Linked DNA regions of Homo sapiens: region 2 is linked to region 1. Evidence: read pairs that join two places in POLR2A ChIA-PET (ENCODE). Cell type or tissue: B cell. All regions are shown on one strand. Each heading gives the region's core, and the rest is flanking DNA. Links, peaks and the distances in the headings are about the cores only.

Region 1 (5,360 bases), core at 98-5,097:
GGTTCAGGAGCAACCTAGAGTAGAGAGCTTAGAGCAGTGGGGTCTAGAAATGGGATTCTGGGGTCATTTGGCCATTCCATGACCTTGTGCAACAGATGCCTCTCTCTGGGAAGTAATTTCCCCTTTGATGAGTTGCTACATTAAGAGTTTCGGGCTGTTAAGAGGAATCCATAACCTAATGGTAAGCACAGGCCTGAGTCAGAGTAAATATCTCTTGAATGTTAGGCCATTCGCATTTATTGTTGTAATAATGATTATGTTGAATGCTGAGGTCTGGGTGATTCTTGATCCCTCTCCAGGTGGAAGCTCCCTTCATACCAAAGTTTAAAGGCCCTGGGGATACGAGTAACTTTGACGACTATGAGGAAGAAGAAATCCGGGTCTCCATCAATGAGAAGTGTGGCAAGGAGTTTTCTGAGTTTTAGGGGCATGCCTGTGCCCCCATGGGTTTTCTTTTTTCTTTTTTCTTTTTTTTGGTCGGGGGGGTGGGAGGGTTGGATTGAACAGCCAGAGGGCCCCAGAGTTCCTTGCATCTAATTTCACCCCCACCCCACCCTCCAGGGTTAGGGGGAGCAGGAAGCCCAGATAATCAGAGGGACAGAAACACCAGCTGCTCCCCCTCATCCCCTTCACCCTCCTGCCCCCTCTCCCACTTTTCCCTTCCTCTTTCCCCACAGCCCCCCAGCCCCTCAGCCCTCCCAGCCCACTTCTGCCTGTTTTAAACGAGTTTCTCAACTCCAGTCAGACCAGGTCTTGCTGGTGTATCCAGGGACAGGGTATGGAAAGAGGGGCTCACGCTTAACTCCAGCCCCCACCCACACCCCCATCCCACCCAACCACAGGCCCCACTTGCTAAGGGCAAATGAACGAAGCGCCAACCTTCCTTTCGGAGTAATCCTGCCTGGGAAGGAGAGATTTTTAGTGACATGTTCAGTGGGTTGCTTGCTAGAATTTTTTTAAAAAAACAACAATTTAAAATCTTATTTAAGTTCCACCAGTGCCTCCCTCCCTCCTTCCTCTACTCCCACCCCTCCCATGTCCCCCCATTCCTCAAATCCATTTTAAAGAGAAGCAGACTGACTTTGGAAAGGGAGGCGCTGGGGTTTGAACCTCCCCGCTGCTAATCTCCCCTGGGCCCCTCCCCGGGGAATCCTCTCTGCCAATCCTGCGAGGGTCTAGGCCCCTTTAGGAAGCCTCCGCTCTCTTTTTCCCCAACAGACCTGTCTTCACCCTTGGGCTTTGAAAGCCAGACAAAGCAGCTGCCCCTCTCCCTGCCAAAGAGGAGTCATCCCCCAAAAAGACAGAGGGGGAGCCCCAAGCCCAAGTCTTTCCTCCCAGCAGCGTTTCCCCCCAACTCCTTAATTTTATTCTCCGCTAGATTTTAACGTCCAGCCTTCCCTCAGCTGAGTGGGGAGGGCATCCCTGCAAAAGGGAACAGAAGAGGCCAAGTCCCCCCAAGCCACGGCCCGGGGTTCAAGGCTAGAGCTGCTGGGGAGGGGCTGCCTGTTTTACTCACCCACCAGCTTCCGCCTCCCCCATCCTGGGCGCCCCTCCTCCAGCTTAGCTGTCAGCTGTCCATCACCTCTCCCCCACTTTCTCATTTGTGCTTTTTTCTCTCGTAATAGAAAAGTGGGGAGCCGCTGGGGAGCCACCCCATTCATCCCCGTATTTCCCCCTCTCATAACTTCTCCCCATCCCAGGAGGAGTTCTCAGGCCTGGGGTGGGGCCCCGGGTGGGTGCGGGGGCGATTCAACCTGTGTGCTGCGAAGGACGAGACTTCCTCTTGAACAGTGTGCTGTTGTAAACATATTTGAAAACTATTACCAATAAAGTTTTGTTTAAAAAAAAAGTGTCGCTGGTGTTCTCGACTTCGATCACCCACCCACACACCCCCAGGGGGTTGGAAAGGGAATTTCGGACCCCAGCGTGCAGGCCGATCAGGTCCTGGCTTGAAGTCCTTGTAACCAGGGTTTAGCTGAAATTCCGGCACTCCTTCGGCCCCGCAGGAGAAACGAGCGTCAAACTGCCCTTTGACCCCAGATTCGGGGTCCCCAAATCTGCGGCGCGCCCCCTCGGCGTCCAGCCCGGGACCGAGAGGGCGCTCTAGGGAGGCGCTGGGGCTGGCGCGCCAGGAGGCCGAGCGGCGGCGGGGGCGGCCCTGGCAGGGGGAGTAGAAGGGGGAGAGGGTGCGCGCCCCCCTTCCCGCATCCTCAGCGCCGGGCCAGGCGCGCCTGAGGGACGCGGGGGCGGCGGCAGCAGGAGGGTCCCCGCAGCACCCTGCGAGCGCGGCAGCCCCGGCCCGCGGGCGGCGAGTTCCCGGTAAGTGCGGTCCCGAGAGCGGAGCGCGCTGGAGAGGCGTGGAGAGGGGGGCTGGGCGCCGGGGACGTCTGGGTCCCGCGCCCAATGGCTGGAGGGCGGCCGAGCGCCGCCCGCCCGCCCTGCCCGCCCCCTCTCCACTCCCCCCGGCACTCCCCTCCCCCTCCCCCGCCCGCCGCTTTCCCCCGCCCCCGCCCCGGGCCAACTCCGCGGCGCCTCCTTAAAAAGCGCGCGGGAGTTGTAAGGGGGGGCCGGAGCGAGCCGGAGTGAGCGAGAGCGCAGGGTAAAGGGGGCGGGCGGGGGGCCCGGGCTCCACCTTAAAAGCGGGCGCGTGGGGGTGGGAGGGAGGAAGGCGGGCGGCGGGGAGGAGGGAGGGAGGGAAGGAAGGGGGGCCGGAGTGTCCCGGGCGCAGGGCGCGCGTGCGGCGGCGGCGGCGGCGGGGAGGGGCCGGCCGCGCCGCGCTCCCCTCCTCCCCCTCGCATCCCCGGCCCCGCGCGCGCCCAGCAGAAGCGGGTCTGTGTGTGCGTGCGTGCGAGTGAGTGAGTGTGTGCATATTTTTTTCTCTCTTTTCTTTCTCTCTCACTGTTTTTTCCTCTCTCTCTCTCTCCCTCTCTCTCTCTTTTTTTTTTTTTTTTTTTTGCAAAGAAACAGCAGCGCCGCCGCCGCTCCGCCGAGGCGCTGCGCCCCCCGGGGGGGGAGGCGGAGGAGGCGGGCAGCGGCGGAGGGAGGGGAGCCGGGGAGGGGGGCGCCGCGCTGGGAGGGAGGCAGCGCGCACGGTGCAGCCGGGCCGGGCGGGAGGCATGGCGGGGCCCCCGGCCCTACCCCCGCCGGAGACGGCGGCGGCCGCCACCACGGCGGCCGCCGCCTCGTCGTCCGCCGCTTCCCCGCACTACCAAGAGTGGATCCTGGACACCATCGACTCGCTGCGCTCGCGCAAGGCGCGGCCGGACCTGGAGCGCATCTGCCGGATGGTGCGGCGGCGGCACGGCCCGGAGCCGGAGCGCACGCGCGCCGAGCTCGAGAAACTGATCCAGCAGCGCGCCGTGCTCCGGGTCAGCTACAAGGGGAGCATCTCGTACCGCAACGCGGCGCGCGTCCAGCCGCCCCGGCGCGGAGCCACCCCGCCGGCCCCGCCGGCGCCGCCACAGCAGCAGCAGCCGCCGCCGCCGCAGCCACAGCCGCCGCCGGAGGGGGGCGCGGTGCGGGCCGGCGGCGCGGCGCGGCCCGTGAGCCTGCGGGAAGTCGTGCGCTACCTCGGGGGCAGCGGCGGCGCCGGCGGTCGCCTAACCCGCGGCCGCGTGCAGGGGCTGCTGGAGGAGGAGGCGGCGGCTCGAGGCCGTCTGGAGCGCACCCGTCTCGGAGCGCTTGCGCTGCCCCGCGGGGACAGGCCCGGACGGGCGCCGCCGGCCGCCAGCGCCCGCCCGTCTCGCAGCAAGGTGAGCGCGCCGGGGAGCGGGGGCGCCGCGCGGTGGGCAGGTGCGGGCGAAGTTGGTGGCGGGGGCGCGAGTCCCGGGAGGAACTGGGTGGCGGGTGGCTGGGGCTTTGCGCGCGTTTCCTGCGGGCTCGGTGCGTGGTGACCTTGGCAAGTGATTGAATCTCCCGGAGCCTCAGTTTCCTCCGCTGTAAACGCGGTTTAATAACAGTAGCGACCCCTTGGGGTTGTTGAGCGAGTTTAGTAAGATTTGGTTGTCGAGGGCTTTAGTTAACACAGAGCCTGGCACGGAGTGAATGCGTAAAAGTTAGTCCGTATTGTTCTTAAAGGTGGAATCGGTTCCTCCTCCCCACCGCCCGGACGCCACAGTCAGGGTCTGGGATTAGAACAGCTACTAATTTTGCATGCTTCTCTCCTCGGCTCCAGAGAGGTGGAGAAGAGCGAGTACTTGAGAAAGAAGAGGAAGAAGATGATGATGAAGATGAAGATGAAGAAGATGATGTGTCAGAGGGCTCTGAAGTGCCCGAGAGTGACCGTCCTGCAGGTGCCCAGCACCACCAGCTTAACGGCGAGCGGGGACCTCAGAGTGCCAAGGAGAGGGTCAAGGAGTGGACCCCCTGCGGACCGCACCAGGGCCAGGATGAAGGGCGGGGGCCAGCCCCGGGCAGCGGCACCCGCCAGGTGTTCTCCATGGCAGCCATGAACAAGGAAGGGGGAACAGGTAAGGATCCCTCTGGGTGGGGAAGAGTGCTAGGTGGAGAGGAACTCAGCCCGAAGACAAAGCCAAAGACAGGTGTTTTTTTCCTTCCCAGCTTCTGTTGCCACCGGGCCAGACTCCCCGTCCCCCGTGCCTTTGCCCCCAGGCAAACCAGCCCTACCTGGGGCCGACGGGACCCCCTTTGGCTGTCCGTAAGTTGGGGTATTGGAGACATGGGGGTGCTGCTCAGGTGTGTGGTACAGCCAGAGAGACATCCGTGTTCACTGGTGTCTGTTTGTTTTGATGCAGTCCCGGGCGCAAAGAGAAGCCATCTGATCCCGTCGAGTGGACCGTGATGGATGTCGTCGAATATTTTACTGAGGCTGGATTCCCGGAGCAGGCGACAGCTTTCCAAGAGCAGGTGAGTTTCCAGCCCAGGACTACACACTGACAGACACAGAGGGCCTCCCTGGGATGTGCCCTGATCCCGGCTCTCTCTGTTCCTGTCCCACCCAGGAAATTGATGGCAAATCTTTGCTGCTCATGCAGCGCACAGATGTGCTCACCGGCCTGTCCATCCGCCTCGGGCCAGCCCTGAAAATCTACGAGCACCACATCAAGGTGCTTCAGCAAGGCCACTTTGAGGATGATGACCCCGATGGCTTCTTAGGCTGAGCGCCCAGCCTCACCCCTGCCCCAGCCCATTCCGGCCCCCATCTCACCCAAGATCCCCCAGAGTCCAGGAGCTGGACGGGGACACCCTCAGCCCTCATAACAGATTCCAAGGAGAGGGCACCCTCTTGTCCTTATCTTTGCCCCTTGTGTCTGTCTCACACACATCTGCTCCTCAGCACGTCGGTGTGGGGAGGGGATTGCTCCTTAAACCCCAGGTGGCTGACCCTCCCCACCCAGTCC
Region 2 (5,360 bases), core at 231-5,230, 350 kb before region 1:
GAACCTGGGAGGTGGAGGTTGCAGTGAGCCGAGATCGTGCTATTGCACTTCAGCCTGGGTGACAAGAGCAAAACTCTGTCCTTCCCCACCAAAAAAAATTCAAGCTGCTGAGTGAGGTGGCTCACACCTGTAATCCCAGCATTCTGGGAGGCACATCACCTGAGGTGGGTGGATCAGTTGAGGTCAGGAGTTTGAGACCAGCCTGGCCAACATGGTGAAATCCCATCTCTACTAAAAATACAAACATTAGCCGGGCGTGGTGGTGCAAGCCTATAGTCCCAGCTACTCAGGAGGCTGAGGCAGGAGAATCACTTGAACCTGGGAGGTGGAGGTTGCAGTGAGCTGAGATTGCACCACTGCTCTCCAGCCTGGGTGATGGAGCAAGACTCCATCTCAAAAAGAAAAAAAATGTTAAAACCAATAAAAATGTTTTAAATTAAAAAACAGGCTGGGTGCAATGGCTCACGCCTGTATTCCCAGCATTTGGGAGGCCAAAGCAGGAGGATCACTTGAAGCCAGGAGTTCTAGCCAAGCCCTGGCGGCATACCAAGACCCTTTCTCTACAAAAAAAAAAAAAAAAAAAAAAATTAAATTAGCCAGGCATGGTGGTGTATGCCTTTAGTCCCAGCTACTTGGAAGGCTGAGGTGGGAGGATTGTTTGAGCCCAGGAAATTGAGGCTATAGTGAGCTTTGATCACACCACTGTACTCCAGCCTGGGTGACAAGGCAAGATCCTGTCTCCAAACAAAAACAAAAATAAACAGTCTTTGGTTATCATCCATGTAACTGTGGGAGTTTCTGGGTATTCGTGTGACAGTGTGCACATCCTTGAGTGTTGCCTGGGGTGTTGGCGTGGCTGTGTCTGGAGGTATTCGTGTGACAGTATGTGCACCCTTGGGTGTTGCCTGGGTGTTGGTGTGGCTGTTTTTTTAGGTGTTTGTGTGACTGCATGCACATCCTTGAATGTTGCCTGGGTGTTGGCGTGGCTGTGTCTAGAGGTATTCATGTGACAGCATGCACGGTCTTGAGTGTTACCGGGTGCTGGTGTGGCTGTATGCACCTCTCTGGGTGTTGGTGGCTACGGGGGTCATGGCATGCATCTCCCTGGGGGTCCGTGGAGATGGGTTAACCTGGCTCTGGAGACCATGGGTGAGCCAGTGAGCAGTGGAATCCCTGGAGTCCCGCATCCCCAGAGGCATCCCAGCTCACCGTGGGTGGCCGCCGGGTCGGGAAGCACCACGTGGGCGTGCAGCTCCTGCAGCTGCTGGTGCAGCAGGTCGAGGCGGCGCGAGGAGCCCCGCAGCAGCAGCTCTACGGGGCCCAGGCTGCGGCCCAGGTCAGTGGTGGCCCGCCGCAGGTTCTCAGCACCCTCCTTCAGCTTCAGCTCCTTGCGGATTTCCCGCCGCAGCCGCTCCCGCTCCAGCTCCAGCTGCTGCTGTACCCCGGGGGCCGCCAGGTCTGCCCCGGCCAGGCCCAGCTGCTCTAGCAGGGACCAGCTGCGAGGCTCACTCTGCGGAGGACAGAACAGGGTCAGTGGAGCTAGGAGAACTCCAGGTGCAGACCACATGCAGCCAGCCTGGCCCAGCCTCTGCCCTGGACTGGGGCTCCCAAGACAGGGCCTGCTCTACCTCCTCTGACTCCCAAAACTGGAAGGTGACGAGGCCTTGCCACTGCTTCCTGACCTCCCCAAACTGGGAGGTCTCAAGAGCAGGGCCTTGTCACCCCCACCACCACAGCGTCCCCCACATTAAGGGGGTCTCAAGAATAAGATCTGTCTCCCTTCTGCTGCCTCCCCCAAACTAGAGGGTCCCAAGGGAAGATTCCTTCTTTTCTCTGCTGCTCCCCGAAACTAAGAGGGCCCAAGGGCAGGCCCTGTCTTCTCTCTGCTGTACCCCTAAAACTACAGGGTCCTGAGGACAGGCCCCATCTTCCCTCACTTGTACCCTGAAACTATGGCATCCCGAGGGCAGGCCTCATCTTTCCTTGGCTACACCCCCAAAACTAGGGTATCCCAAGGGCAGGCCAAGTCTTCTCTCTGCTGTACCCCCAAACTATGGGGTCTTGAAGACCCTCATCTGCTCTTCTCCTATGTTCAACAACTGGGACCCTAAAGAACAGAGCCCGGTCTCCTTCCTTCTGTCTCTCCCCAATCTGGGAGCCCCGAAGGGCACTGGATACTCTCATCCTCCAGAGAGAGAACTCTGAGGCCAGTGCCCCATCTCCTCTCCTTGTTCCCAAACTGAGAAGTACCCGGGGAAGGACTACTGGCCTGTGCCACTTGGGGCCCCCTTCTGCCTGCCCCCACAGGGACCCTGGACCCCACCTCCAGCTCCTGCTCCGAGGGGTTATTGGCCTCCGCCATCCTGGGTCCGGGCTGAGGGCCCCGCCCTCTTCCTGAACCTCAGCCCCACCAGGGCCTCTCGGCTGCCACTTCCTCTTTCCTGTCAACTCCCAGCACCCCTCGCGCGGGGCCAACTCCAGGGCATCTAAGGGACCTCCTGTTCCTCTAGATGAAACCCAGGGACAGTCCTTGCTCCCTGTCCCTAGAGAATGTCCAAGGTGCAGGCAGTTTGTACATTCACACACTCATGGTGTATCCATGAGGGGACGCAGGCTCCGAGGGCTGACTTGAGTGTGCACTAACTTTCAAATACATATGTGGATATGCACAGAACACAGGCTCACAAATGTTTGCACGCTTTCTTTTTCTTTCCTTTTTTTTTTTTTTTTTTTTTTTTTGAGACAGAGTCTCCCTTTGTGTTGCCCAGGCTGGAGTGCACTGGTGTGATCTTGGCTCACTGCAACCTCCGCCTCCCAGGTTCAAGCAATTCTCTTGCCTCAGCCTCCCAAGTAGCTGGGATTACAGGCATGTGCCGCCACGCCCAGCTAATTTTTGTATTTTTAGTAGAGACAGGGTTTCACCATGTTGGCCAGGCTGGTCTCGAACTCCTGACCTCAGGTGATCCGCCCCCCTCAGCCTCCCAAAGTGCTGGGATTACTGGACGTGAGCTACCGCGCCTGGCCTGTGTTTGCACAGTTATGGCTGCAGGTGTGTGCCTGCAACACAGGCTCACATGTGTGCACACTCCCATGCCTGTGTGTGTGGATGAAACAAAGATCCACACACAGGTGCACACTTCTACACCTGCAGGTGTGTGCCTGGAAAATGGGCTCACAGTGTACCCATTCCCATGCCTACCACATATGCACTTATTTGCAAACACATACAAGTGCTTATGAGCTTCCCTCTAGAACCCATACAAGACACACTCCCACCTGCCCGAGAGGGCATGGCCCACATGCTCATGCGTGTGCACATGCTCACACACATATGCACGCTCCCCGAGGCCCCTGCAGCACATCCATGCTCCCACAGACCTCCAGCCCTGCGACTACCTGCATATGTCCCTCCAGACTCTCCCAGCCACCCCTTGTCCCCGGCTTCCCCTTCAGGGTCAGAACAGCCACTTCTTCAGAGGTGAGGCCCCTTTCCTGCAGACGGGCCCTCCCAACTTCCTGCTTCCTCTCAGTCCAGTCGCCAACTGTTATTGACCATAGCTGAGAGGCCCGGGGTCCCAGCCAGCCCAGTGGCACCTCCCTCAGGCCAACACAATTAGGGGACAGCACTGGGGGACTGGGATAAGAATTTCCAAAACCAGGCCGGGCACGGTGCCTCACGCCTATAATCCCAGCATTTTGGGAGGCCGAGGTGGGTGGATCACCTGAGGTCGGGAGGTCGAGACCAGCCTGACCAACATGGAGAAACCCCGTCTCTACTGAAAAAAAAAAAAAAATACAAAATTAGTCGGGTTTGGTGGTGCATGCCTATAATCCCAGCTACTTGGGAGGCTGAAGCAGAATCACTTGAACCCAGGAGGCAGAGGTCGAGGTGAGCCAAGATCGTGCCATTGCACGCCAGAGCGAAACTCCGTCTCAAAAAAAAAAAGAATTTCCAATTTCCAAAATCACGCCGGGCGTGGTGGCTCACATCTGTAATCCCAGCACTTTGGGAGGATGAGCGAGGCAGATCACGTGAGGTCAGGAGTTCAAGACCAGCCTGGCCAACATGATGAAACCCCGTCTCTACTAAAAATATGAAAATTAGCCAGGCATGGTGGCACGTGCTTGTAATCCCAGCTGCTTGGGAGGCTAAGCATGAGAATCGCTTGAACCCAGGAGGTGGAGATTGCAGTGAGTCGAGATCACACCACTGCACTCCAGCCTGGGCGACAGAGTGAGACTCTATCTCAAAAAAAAAAAAAAAAAAAAAGAATGCCCCAAATCAGCAGCCTACAAAACCACTTGCTAAGCACACAGTAACATTCAAGAACAACTTATGATGGCATTACTTCCTGATAAGCTCATCATAAGTTGCAAATATCATAAGTCAAAAATGCATTTAATATATCTTACCTACCAAACATCATAGCTCACCCTGGCCTACCTTAAATGTGCTCAGAACACTTACCCAAGCCTATAGTTGGGCAAAAACGTCTAACACAAAGCTATTTTACAGTAAAGTTGAATATCTCATGTAACTTTTTTTCTTTTTTTTGAGACAGGGTCTTACTCTGTTGCCCAGGCTGGAGTGCAGTGGTGTGATCATGGCTCCCTGCAGTGTCTACCTCCTGGGCTCAAACAGTCCTCCCAGCTCAGCCTCCCGAGCAGCTGGGACTACAGGCATACGCCACCACACCTGGCTAATTTTTGTATTTTTCATAGACATGGGGTCTCACTATGTTGCCCAGGCTGATCTCGAACTCTTGGCCTCAAGTAATCCTCCTGCCTCGGCCTCCAAAAGTGCTGGGATTACAGGTGTGAGTCACTGCCCCGTGGCCAGGGCCTTGATTTAAAACAAGAGCACCCAGATTCCAAATGCTGGCTAGGAAATGGCCCCCTGGGGTTATCTCCTTCAGCTGGGAGCATCCATTTCACAGACAAGGAATGTTATCCTTGGCTCGTGACTGATCTCAAGCGCAGCTGCCCCCAGGGAGGAATGCCACAGACCAAGTGTATCACTCCCACCATCTTCCCAACCCTCACTACAAATCTTGAGCAGCTGCCAAGAACTCCCCACTTCACAGGTGAGGAAACTGAGGCTCAAGGAAGTCACAGTAGTATGTTTTGTTCGTTGGTTTGAGACAGAGTCTTGCTCTTTCGCCTAGGCTGGAGTGCAGTGGTGCAATCTCGGCTCACTGCAATCTCCACCTTCCGGGTTCAAGCAATTCCCCTGCCTCAGCCTCCTGAGTAGTTGGGACTACAGGCACGTGCCACTGCGCCTAGCTAATGTTTTGTATTTTTAGTAGAGACGGGGTTTCACATGTTGGCCAGGCTGGTCTCAAACTCCTGACTTCAAGCAA

The links. Peaks named below come from ENCODE experiments on the same cell type or tissue, not always from the same donor. Only the 100,000 strongest peaks of a DNase experiment are listed, where the experiment ranks them.
Region 2: POLR2A ChIA-PET joins it to region 1 with 5 read pairs; 2 of 35 experiments call an interaction of 5 or more read pairs at or near these places.

The regions. Positions count from the first base shown.
Region 1 is chr19:14,088,177-14,093,536 of GRCh38, reverse strand. SAMD1 (sterile alpha motif domain containing 1) reads left to right here and starts at 2,786. Exons shown (of 5, transcript NM_138352.3): 1 at 2,786-3,752; 2 at 4,175-4,469; 3 at 4,561-4,657; 4 at 4,755-4,866; 5 at 4,962-5,360. The coding sequence starts at 3,117. The coding sequence ends at 5,120. It overlaps PRKACA (protein kinase cAMP-activated catalytic subunit alpha), which reads left to right. Exons shown (of 10, transcript NM_002730.4): 10 at 300-1,849. The coding sequence ends at 425. RefSeq lists silencers at 2,051-2,380, 2,431-2,480, 2,621-2,840, 3,171-3,430, 3,731-3,780 and an enhancer at 4,425-4,934. In B cell, for the core only: CTCF peaks have their summits at 1,812, 2,036, 3,797 and 4,000 (motif pointing left); DNase peaks (open chromatin) are centred at 2,126, 2,386, 2,696, 3,586 and 4 weaker places; H3K4me3 peaks cover 2,673 bases; H3K27ac peaks cover 1,293 bases.
Region 2 is chr19:14,437,293-14,442,652 of GRCh38, reverse strand. It overlaps PKN1 (protein kinase N1), which reads right to left. Exons shown (of 22, transcript NM_002741.5): 2 at 1,210-1,510. Among named protein-coding and RNA genes, the nearest start is that of PKN1, 6.7 kb to the right of the region's middle. RefSeq lists enhancers at 2,416-2,535, 2,636-2,695. In B cell, for the core only: no CTCF peak of the experiment used is centred there; a DNase peak (open chromatin) is centred at 2,432; H3K4me3 peaks cover 1,405 bases; H3K27ac peaks cover 959 bases.